2 separate regions of the Mus musculus genome follow, and region 2 is linked to region 1. The links are chromatin loops, found by intact Hi-C in ENCODE. Cell type or tissue: heart. All regions are shown on one strand. Links, peaks and the distances in the headings refer to the core of each region. The heading gives the core; the rest is flanking DNA.

Region 1 (5,388 bases), core at 217-5,216:
GTGAAAGGGCATGTAATGTTTTACAGGGGCCGACGCTTGTGAGATGCGAGACGTGTGATGTTCGGAAAGAGTATAAGTAGAACCCAACAGACAGTGGAGGACACTCATGCATTGGTTTGCCTTGCAACTCTTTGCTAGTCATTGTTGGGCTCCACTGAGGCTGGTCTTTGCTAACACACTCCTTCTTTCATTAGGTCACCATGCTTTCTTCGCTTTTCTTTTCTTATCATGACTGACGAGAGTAATGCACCAAAGAACTTCTGGTGGTATTCCCGCTGCTTCTTGCCCTTTCCGCAGACTGGTGCAGAATGGTGGAGCCTCACTGTTTCTTCTAGATCGAATCACTGCGACTGATTCGTGTTTGGTGTTCGCCAAGTGGACTGGACTACTGACAACGAAGGTTGGAATCGCCTTAAAGAACTATTTCTAAACATGTCCACAATCCCTATTTCCCTCTTAACCTTTTTTTTCCCTACCTCTTGTGGGTGGTAGGCTAGAAGGGAGGTTGAAGTGTTAAAGAATCCTTACTAAACGTAGGTTTTGAATAATGTAAGCCTACATTCATGTGAGGACCAGAAAGTTCTGCTGTACCTCCTTGATGGTAGAAAACATAGTAAATATATATTAAATCTATATAGTTTCCCAAGTGCAAGATCATGTAGTTTACAAATAGATACACTTCTAAGGTTTCCTTTCCAGCTAGGGACTAAATGTAAAACATGAAAATATAAAGTGCTTAGAAGGTAATGTAGACATGACCTTGGATCAGGCAGTTGTTTCTTAAATTTGAAATGAACAGCACAAACACAAACAGAAAAAAATAGGCAAAAAGATTTCAGCAAAACCTAGTTGTTTTTTCCTAAACAAAACAAAACAAAACAAAACAAAACAAAACAAAAACCCACCCGGAAAATGAGCAGTCAATCTGTGGCATGGGAGAAACTTTGGAAACCACTCTGATAAAGGCTATTATCTAAAATATGTAAAGTGCTCTTATAGCTCAATAATTAAAAAAAAAAGAAAAATATCCTACTGTGGTCAAAGGATCTGAATAGCCATTTGTCTGAAGAAGAAATACAAACAGCCAATATGTACACGAGAGAAATGCAAATAGACTTCTCATGAGATACTTTTTCATATCCTCTAGGATGTCTATAGGTAAAATAATGAGAAATGTTGGTAAACACATGGAGAAATTCAAATCTTGGATTACTAGTGTTTTGTTTTGTTTTATTTTGTTTTGTTTTGTTTTGTTTAGGAAAAAACAACTAGGTTTTGCTGAAATCTTTTTGCCTATTTTTTTCTGTTTGTGTTTGTGCTGTTCATTTCAGAAAACAGTTTGGTACTTCGTCTCAGGGCAACAAAGTCATTACTACTACTTATATGCCAATGAAAACACGGGTCTGAACATGGATGCTTATAGCAGCATTGCCTATAATTACCAAAAAGTAGAAAGAACCCAAATGTTCATCAGTAGATGAATGTATAAGCAAGGAGACATACCACACAATGGAGCATAACTAGCGATTGAAAAGTTGTAAGTACTGATGACATCTTATAGCCTGGGTGAATCTCAAAGATGACTATGGAGTGAAAATAAGCCACCACAAAGAATGAATGGGTGAGTCATTAATGAACCACAGCTCCTATGAATTGTATAGACAGGGGAGTTCAGGGGGAGTGGGCAGAGATGGTTAGTGGCCATGTGTTTCTTTTTAGCCTTAAGAGAACAAGGCAGTTCTTAAGATAGTGTCTTTAAGAAAAATATCCTGAGTAAGGAGAATTGTGAAGGTATGAATGAAGAATGCCCCACCCACACTCCCACACACACTCATGTATTTGATCACTTGCTCTCCAATTTTAGGGAGGTTATGGAACCTTTAGAAGAGTCATTCTTTCTGGAGAAAGTAAATCACTAGGGACAAGCTTTGAGGGCTTATAGCCATACCTCCTGCTTATTCTTTCTGTTTCCTGTATGCAGTTAAAATGTGATCAGCGGCCTCTTGCTCAGCCACTTGCTGCCACGCCATCCTTGTGACTATAGATGCCCTTCTTGAACCATAAGCCCAAACAAACTCTTCCTTCTGTAAGTTGCTTTTGGTCATGGTGTTTACCAACAACAATTAACTTAATTATAAAACTGGGAAGATATTTTATTATTGGATATCATTATGAATTCATCAATTTCTATTCTTTATCTCAGTGTTATACAAGAAGACTCTGTTTCCCAGCTTTCTCAATGTTGAGTTAGCCATGTGTTTGATTCTGTAAATAAGATGGGAGCACAGGTCAGGCTGCATTCTCAAAAGGTGACTGTTGCCATGAATCTCTACTCTCTAGTCACATACAAAGAGTTTGAAAGCACAAATCCTTAGATGGGTGAGTGTGTTCATCATACCAAACCGGTCTATTTTGAATAAGAACTAAGCATTTGCAGTGCTAAGTTATAGGGTAGAAATGGATTAACACATAATGAAACCCAAAAATAAAGTATCATCACAATTTTATGATATCATCATTCTGAGTCTGCTTAGGATTTTTTTTTTTAAATTAAGTGAGCTAAAATATCTGGGCCAACTAGGTGGCTCAGCAGGTAAAGGTACTTGCTGCCAAGATATCTGATAACCTGGGTTTGATCCCTGGAACTCCTATGGTGGAAGGAGAGAACCAAGTCCCTTAAGTTGTTCTGTGACCTCCCTAGGCCATAGCACTTGTGCAGGAGCACACACTCAAATAATAAGTAAATTAAAATTATTTAAATCTTTTAATTTTATAATAGTTTTGATAACAGCTGTATTTTTCTAAAATACCTTGTATATATTTATTAAACATTTTATTTGCACTATAAATCATCCTTAACACCAATGGTAAGTCTATACTTTAGAAATGAATTAATCTAATCCATTTATTTATTTATTTATTTATTGCTTTTGTTTTTGACAACAGGATCGTTTAATAGTACAGGCTATCTTCAACTTGCTATTCTCCTGCTTCAGCCTTTTGAACACCAGGAAAGCAGAACAATAACTTGAGTCCCCTAGAGTCACAGAGGAAGCAGATATCAAAAGCTAGAAGAACTAGAGTCTGGATTTTCTTGCCACTATACCTCGTTTTCAGTTGGCTAAATTTGTGGGGAAAGGATGTGGGCAACAGAAAAACAAACTGAGTCACTGCAACTCAGGGGATTAAAAAGAACACAGGCACAATGTACAAATATGTTGGAGGAAAAAGAAACCAGTAGGAAGTTTTGAAGGCTGCAAGGCAGATGAGGTCTCTTGGAAAACATGACTCCCACACAAATCAGCAGCTTCAGGGGCACGGCTGTCTCGGCCTGTTTTCTGAATTACTCAGCCATACTAATGAGCAGCTCTAGGCCCTTGAGAACGACTGTAAAAATGGAACTCATCCATCTGGAGGGTAGAGTGTGCATATGTTACAGAAATCAATAGTACAGTGGTTCTCGACCTTCCTGATGCTGCGACCCTTTAATAAAGTTCCATCTGCTGTGGAACTTTTTTCTACTTCCAAGCCAATATCATTTTTAAATTTTTTCTTTCATATCATAAAATTATGTTGTTGCTACTTCATAGCTGTACTTTTTCTACTGCTATGAACTATAATAAAGCTATCTGTTATGCAGGATATCTGATATGCAGCCTTAAAGGGGTAACGACCCACTGTAGTAGTAGACTGTTTTTTTTTTTTCATGTCATTAAGAAAATGAGCAAAACCTTGTTCTTGGGCTGGAAGATGGTATGGTGATCATAGCACTTGTGACACAAGCATGAGAATCAGAATTCAGATCCTGTTGATCCTTCTAGGAGGAGGGGAGGAGGGATCATGAGGCTCAGGAGACAAACTAACTTTACATGTAAAACTTGCAAGATTTTGGAGGGCCCTTCTCTAGTGTTATAGAAGCAGTGAGTGACTGATACGGGAGGAGGTCCTGATGGGCAGAGCTGTAGTGAGGAGATTCTCTGACCTGGCCAGCCATCTGCCAGTTGTACAAAGAGTTCCAGGTATGCAACCTTTACAAGCCATCATCCATTTGGGGGGTGGATTTTTTGGTGATGCAGCTGTCTTTGGGTTGTTCCTGCTCCTATATCTTCTCAACCATTCCCTCATCCATAATTCTGTAAGTAATTCCTAGCACTAGTTCAAGAAGTTAGAGTTAGTTCTTTAGCCTGTCATGGGTTTCCTTTCTGGAGTGAATAGAAATGTGTGTATCATTATGTCTTCTCCCGAAAAGTCTTGCATACAGCAGATCCCCAGAACCCACATCCACGTTGGGCGAGCATGGTGATCTGCTTGTCATTCCAGTGTTTGAAAGGCTGAATCAGGGGATCCCTGGAGCATGTTGGCTAGTTTGGCTAGCATCATATAGACAAGCTCTAAGTTCAGTTGAGGCCCTATCTTAACGAGTAAGATGGAAAAGGATAGAAGTCTTATGATGTCAATCTGAGGCTTACATATGCATATGTGTACATGTACACATGCACCTGCACATATATGTGCACCCATGCACATGCAAACATGCATGCATACATTTATATGAGGAAAAAAACTTATTCTGTAATCCAGAATAGAAAAGGGATGAATAACTAAACAACAATAAAAAGATTAAGGAAGTTATGTCTAAATGTAAGAAGAATAATGATTAATGAAACTATATATTATATACATTTATATATATATCATTCTATCTATCTATCTATCTATCTATCTATCTATCTATCTATCTATCTATTTAACTGAAGAGAAGATATGCCTGTATGCCACAGTGTGCATGTGGAGGTCAGAACACAAGTTTCAGGCATGGTTTTTCTTTCTACCATGTGAGGATTGGGGGGAGGTGGGGAATCAAATCAAGGTACTTAGTGTTGTCCACAAGCTCCTATACACACTGATACCTCGTCAGCACTGAACATATCATCTTCGATTCGGGTCCTGTGTTACAAGCTTTTGAATGAATTTAGATTGCCTTTCCACGGCAGCAAGAGAGGGCATGAAGTGAACTTTCCAAGACACCAGGATTTTGAGAATGCTTTACTCTGGCTTATCCTCATAGTCAGCTGTTAGTTCAAGGTTGAAAGCTTTTTCTCTTCAATATTTACAGCATGACCTCAGACAGATTTTCCAGTTTTCCAGATACAAGCTAGGAAGTGTCTCATATGAAAACAATTTCCATTTGAAAAGAAAGAGGAGCAGAAGGAGAAAAGGCAGAAAAGAAAACAAAATCGTTTTCTTCTCCCAACCACCTGGAGTCCATTGATCCCACTCCTCAGCCTTCTTCAATGTGGTTCTTTCTAAATAGTCCATAGGCGGGAACACAGCAAAGGCAAGGACCGGACAGCTGTAGAGATTGTTGCATATGTTTGCAGAAGTACT
Region 2 (5,388 bases), core at 109-5,108, 86 kb before region 1:
TGTTCACTCCTGTCTGGGTTTGTGTAAAAGCTCAATACTTCTAACACAACTGTTTTGGAGTTTCTTACAATTCTCCATTTTGTTCTAATTGTCAAGTTGACTATTAAACTTTTTAAAAATCTTAAACACTCTTCATTTGTGTGCAACATACAAGCTATATGTAACATCTCTTTACCTGGTAGACAAGATATATATATATGCAATTGTAATTCAATTTCAGAATATATACATTTAATTGATACAGGTGAAAGAAGAGCTAGAAATTATTTGAGAAAAAGTTATTTCTTTTGAATAACATCTTTACTACCCAAATCTTTTCTTTGAAATGTTCATTTATTTGTGTCTGTTGGGGTTGGGGGAATGCATGTGGCAGTTAGAGGACAACTCCAGGGAGTTCTCCCCTTCCAGCGTGCGAGTCTCAGGGATGGGATTCAGATCATCAGGTTTGGAGGCAAGCTCCTTTACTCACTGAGCCATTTTGCCTGGCCTTCCCTTTAGTTTCCTGTTTCCATAGTTACACTATAGGACTGAAGAGCAGAAAAACTATTCTAATGAGGCAACGTGGTGTGACGGCAGATGTCTATAACCCCAGCATTGGTGAAGCTGGAGCAGCAGGCTTGCTGTGTGTTTGAGGTCTGCCTAGGCTACATAGTGAATTCCAAGCCATCCTGGGCTACAGACTAAGACCTTCTCCCCTTGCTCCTCCCCGGCAAAAAAAAAAAAAAAAAAAAAACCTGCTCATGGATCTTGAAGCTCAAGAAAAGAGGGTAACTGTGCGCAATGTGCCACAGGATCTATAGGGCTGGGCTGGATCCACAGGGCTGTTGTAGGTCCACAGAGGAATCCACACTCTGCAGGATCCACAGGGCTGCTGTAGGTCCACGAGGACCCAGAGATCTGTAGGATCCATAGGGCTGCTGTACATCCACAGAGGACTCCACGGTCTGCAGGATCCATAGGGCTGCTGTACATCCACAGAGGACTCCACGGTCTGCAGGATCCATAGGGCTGCAGTAGGTCCACAGAGGACTCCACGGTCTGCAGGATCCATAGGGCTGCTGTAGGTCCACAGAGGACTCCATGTTCTGCAGACACAAGGCAAACTAGTTACTAAACAATGCCACCTGACTGAATGCCTAGCAAGTAATAACTGTTATGACTTTTTTTTTAGTTGAAACAAATGCAATATCCTCAAATGTGTCCATTTTGGAAATCTACTGTATTATTGTACATACTTTTATATAATAAAGCTACTCATACAAGCTGGGCATCTTGGTGCAGGCCTTTAATCACAGCACTCAGGAGACAGAAGCAGGTGGACCTCTGTGAGTTCCAGGCCAGCCTGGTCTACATAGCCTGTTCCAGAACAGCCTGGGCTACATAGAGATACCTTGTCTCAAAACACAAAACAACAAACAAAAGGCCCTCATAAAAAGCTGAAGACAAATCATAAGTTCTCCAGTTGCAGTGACAGCTGGCCAGTCATCAACCTTACCATAAAGAACTGTCTTTATTCTCCCAAGGCTGAAGGCTGAGCAGATACTGTCTCTCCTTTACACTAGAGAGCCACCCTGGGCTCCAAACCTCTTTATCAAAGGCCCTACACCACTTCACACCCTCTTTGCCTCCTGGGTTTTAGCCAATCTTTGTTTATTTCAGGCTTCCTTCCTTTGCTGCGTTGTCCCAGACTTCCTTCTGGGTCCCTTGCCAAGCCAGGCCACATCCTTTGAGCAGCCTCTTTCTCACCTGCCTTGCTGTGCTTACAGATTTACATCTCCTGACTGTTTCTACATAATGATCTAGAATTGATTTGGGAAAACAAATTTGCTCTCTGCAAATATTTGCCCAGCCTACGTCTTAGCAGTGTGTAGCTATTCTTGTTTTGGACCATGGTAGTATTCTTAATTCTATTTGCTTAGAGTCTATCATTAGCTATCTGTCCTTCTCATAAAATTTCAATATTCAGATGTATCAGTTTATTGATAACTTATGAAATGAGATATTTCAGAGGTTACTGTGAGTGTTATAATTCATTACCCTTCATAAGGCAACTTTTAATTTATAACTATATTTTGGGAGTTCCTATTCATTCAAGTAAAAGGCTGTCATTAGAAAGTCTAACGGGTAGTTGGGCTGTGATGGCACATGCCATTAATTTCAGCCCGCAGAGGGCACAGGCAAGTAGATCTCTGAGTTTAAGGCCATCCTGGTATGCAGAGCTAATTCCAGGGCAGCCAAGGCTATGCAAAGAAACCCTATTTTAAAAATCCAAGGAAGAAGAGGAGAGGGAGGACGAGGAAGATGACTCATCTCTTACAGTATAAGACTGAAGTACTCATTAAAGAATATGGAAACTCTCCTGAAAACATGCCAGCCACCTGGACTTTACTATCAAGAATATTTTTATTCAACTCTCAAAGGATTGGTTTATCTGTATAAACTCACAGATGCCTATCAGAAGAAAATCTTCATTTGTTGGGATATTCATTTTAAATACCAGGTTCATACTGGAGATGAAATAAACACACTCCTTGACTTCAAGAAACAGTGTAGTGAAGATGTCACCTGGTAAGGAGAGATGTCACCTGGTAAGGAGAGGTAACCTGGTAAGGAAATGTCACTTGGTAAGGAGATATCACCTGGTAAGGAGAGGTGTCACCTGGTAAGGAGAGATGTCACCTGGTAGGGAGATGTCACCTGGTAAGGAGAGATGTCACCTGATAAGGAGAGGTCATCTGGTCATCTGGTAAGAGCTATAAGTGAAGGCTAGCATGGGAGCGGCCAGCTCTGCTTCACACAGTAAAGACAACAGCATGTTACCATGAAGCATTATTGTGAAACATAAATAAGAACAAGGAAGTGAAAGACATCCTTGACCTTGACTCCATCCATGTGTTCACAGAGAATGTGAACATAAAGTGCTGACTGCTGTTTATGTGGACTCAGCTTCCCAGAGGCCAGCCAGCGCCTAGAGATCTGACAAGTGTGTGGTTCTCATTTTCTCTGTGCTTTTGTACACCAGGGCCTGAGTGTGAAGCCCTACAGAAAAAAAGACTGTCAAAGCACCTCCCCCGCAGCCTGCCCTGAGGAAATAACGATAGAGACTGGAGAAAACCAGTGGGGCACCTACCACACAGTGACCTCCTAAGTGTGCACAGAGCCAGCTTATATTTGTTTCGGTTGTATTTTCTAGCAGTTGTGTGTCATATCCATCCTTTTTGGCTTAGCCCAGCAATCCCTAATCTATACCCAAACTCCCAGAGAAAGTGGCCTTTTACATGATTGAATGTGTTTTTGCTTTGATGCCCAGAATCTAGCCATCAGTACTTGTCTTTCTTATCCCTTTTGATCGTCCCAGGCCATCAGCCTGGCCTCGACTGTATCTATCTTGCACACTTTGCACTTTGGCTAATGTTTCTCTTTTCTTCTTGGTGCATGTAACATTTCTTTACTACTTGTATCTTTGTGCGATCTCTATTTTATCCTTTAAAGAGAAATGTTCTTAACTTTCCAGTATATGTTCTCAATATCAAATTAAGGATCCAGGAGGCTTTAGCTGGGCATAGTGATCGGTACTTGGAGATTGAAGCAGTAGGGGATGCCACCAGCTTTTAATCAGTCATGGTTTTACAGTGAGATGAGGTCCAACCTCGGTGCATGCACACTTGAGGCCAGACTGAGACGTCGATTTACCCCATCCTTCTCCCCGCAAAGAATAATAGAAAGAGACCAGTAAACTTATATCTTAAAATATACTGTCTTCCCTAAATATCTCGACAACGTTAGTAGATGGAAATCCTGTGTTATGAACTAGCTATCTGAAGGAAGTGCCTGTAACCTGAGGCATCATGTGTAACTCTAAACAGTAATTTAAAAAACACACACAAAATAATATCAGAGGAAGAAATGTGGTCACCTCAACTGAGCCCCATCGGACTTGAACATTTTCCTGAGCTTTCCATCCTGTAATGGTTAGGGTTAACTGTCCACTTGGTAAGACTAGACTCACTTAGGGGAGAAGCCGTTGGCACATAGTGAGGGATCATCTTGCTTAGATTAGTTGAAATGAGAAGGGCTGCCCACCATGCCCTGGGCTGGGACCCTGAACTGTACAAAACAAGAAAATGAACCGATCGCAAGTATTCACCATCTCTCTGCTTGCAAAGTACAGATGTGACGGAACCAGGAGCCTCAACCTCCGACTGCTAGGACTTGCTGGCCATGATAAGCTGGATCCTGAAACTGTGAGGGAAAAGAAACCCTTTCTCCCTTAAGTTGCTTTTGTCAGAGTCATTTCTCACAGAAACAGGAAAAAGAAACCAAGTTATACACAGCACTCCCAGGAGTCCCAGGGAGCAAAGAAAATGATACTAAATTGCTTTTTAAATTAGATCAAGTGTTCTTTATAAGCACTAGGAACTCTGTCATAAATTTCTGCAGTCAGAGGGCACCAAGTCTCCATGTCTACAAGGGACTACTGTTGGTAATTGAGAACATATGAATTCAGACCCTCTGCTGTATACCTAAATGTGCAGGCAGTAAACATGGGTTTGCGTATGCCACAATGACACCATGCCTCATGCATGCTTTATAGCAGTGTTTATTCTTTGAAACAGTCACATGGTAGTTTGTTGTTTGGGTATACAGGACATTACCTGCATCTGTTTATTGATCTGTTTCTACATCAATCTTTGCTTATTACTGTGTTCATCTTTTCCTGTCAGAAATAGCGCTTTGGTGAACACCCTGTAAACTTATCTTTAAGTATATTTATACTTAAAAGTAAAGATTTCTCTCAGGAAACTTTACATTAGTGGCATTCTTAAGTTAAAAGGAAGAATTTGTTCATTTGTTTGCTGACTTACTGTATTTTTGTGACAGGGTCTTGCCTTCTCTGTAGCCCATGGCTTTGAACTCCAGAGTCTATCTGCCTCAGCCTCCTGAATGTAAAATACTACAGCTGACTTGAGAATAAACATTTTAAAGATCCTCCCTCTAAAGTATGTCTTTTTTTAAACAATTATTTTCTCACTAGTAACAAATGACAGTACCATTTTCTTTATATTCACCCACATAAGGAAGGATAATGATATTTCTTAATTTTTATTAATTGTAACGCCCTACCCAAATACTCTATTGCTGGTTTTGTTTTTGTACTTCCCTAATTACCAGCTTTAATGTCGTTCATGTTTCTTCTTCAGAGAGCTCTATTATTTACCCTCTTCTTATGTATTTCTTTGCCTCAGTTTCCTGAGCTGTATCCTTAGCTTATAATAAACTAACCCCAGTACATTTGTTGTAATGTTGTCCCAGCACAGAGCAGTTTAGTCAGCTCCTAAAAGCTTGTACCCACTTCTTCTTTCCTGAAGCAGTAATGAACAATAATTC

The links. Hi-C counts contacts between places; a loop is a spot of excess contacts. Peaks named below come from ENCODE experiments on the same cell type or tissue, not always from the same donor. Only the 100,000 strongest peaks of a DNase experiment are listed, where the experiment ranks them.
Region 2: it touches region 1 in a loop (4-fold over the local background); 2 of 42 quality-filtered maps call a loop at or near these places.

The regions. Positions count from the first base shown.
Region 1 is chr2:117,019,889-117,025,276 of GRCm38, reverse strand. No RefSeq gene overlaps it. Among named protein-coding and RNA genes, the nearest start is that of Gm39912, 39 kb to the left of the region's middle. In heart, for the core only: no CTCF peak of the experiment used is centred there; no DNase peak of the experiment used is centred there.
Region 2 is chr2:117,105,771-117,111,158 of GRCm38, reverse strand. No RefSeq gene overlaps it. Among named protein-coding and RNA genes, the nearest start is that of Spred1, 13 kb to the left of the region's middle. In heart, for the core only: no CTCF peak of the experiment used is centred there; DNase peaks (open chromatin) are centred at 1,668 and 2,928; H3K27ac peaks cover 235 bases.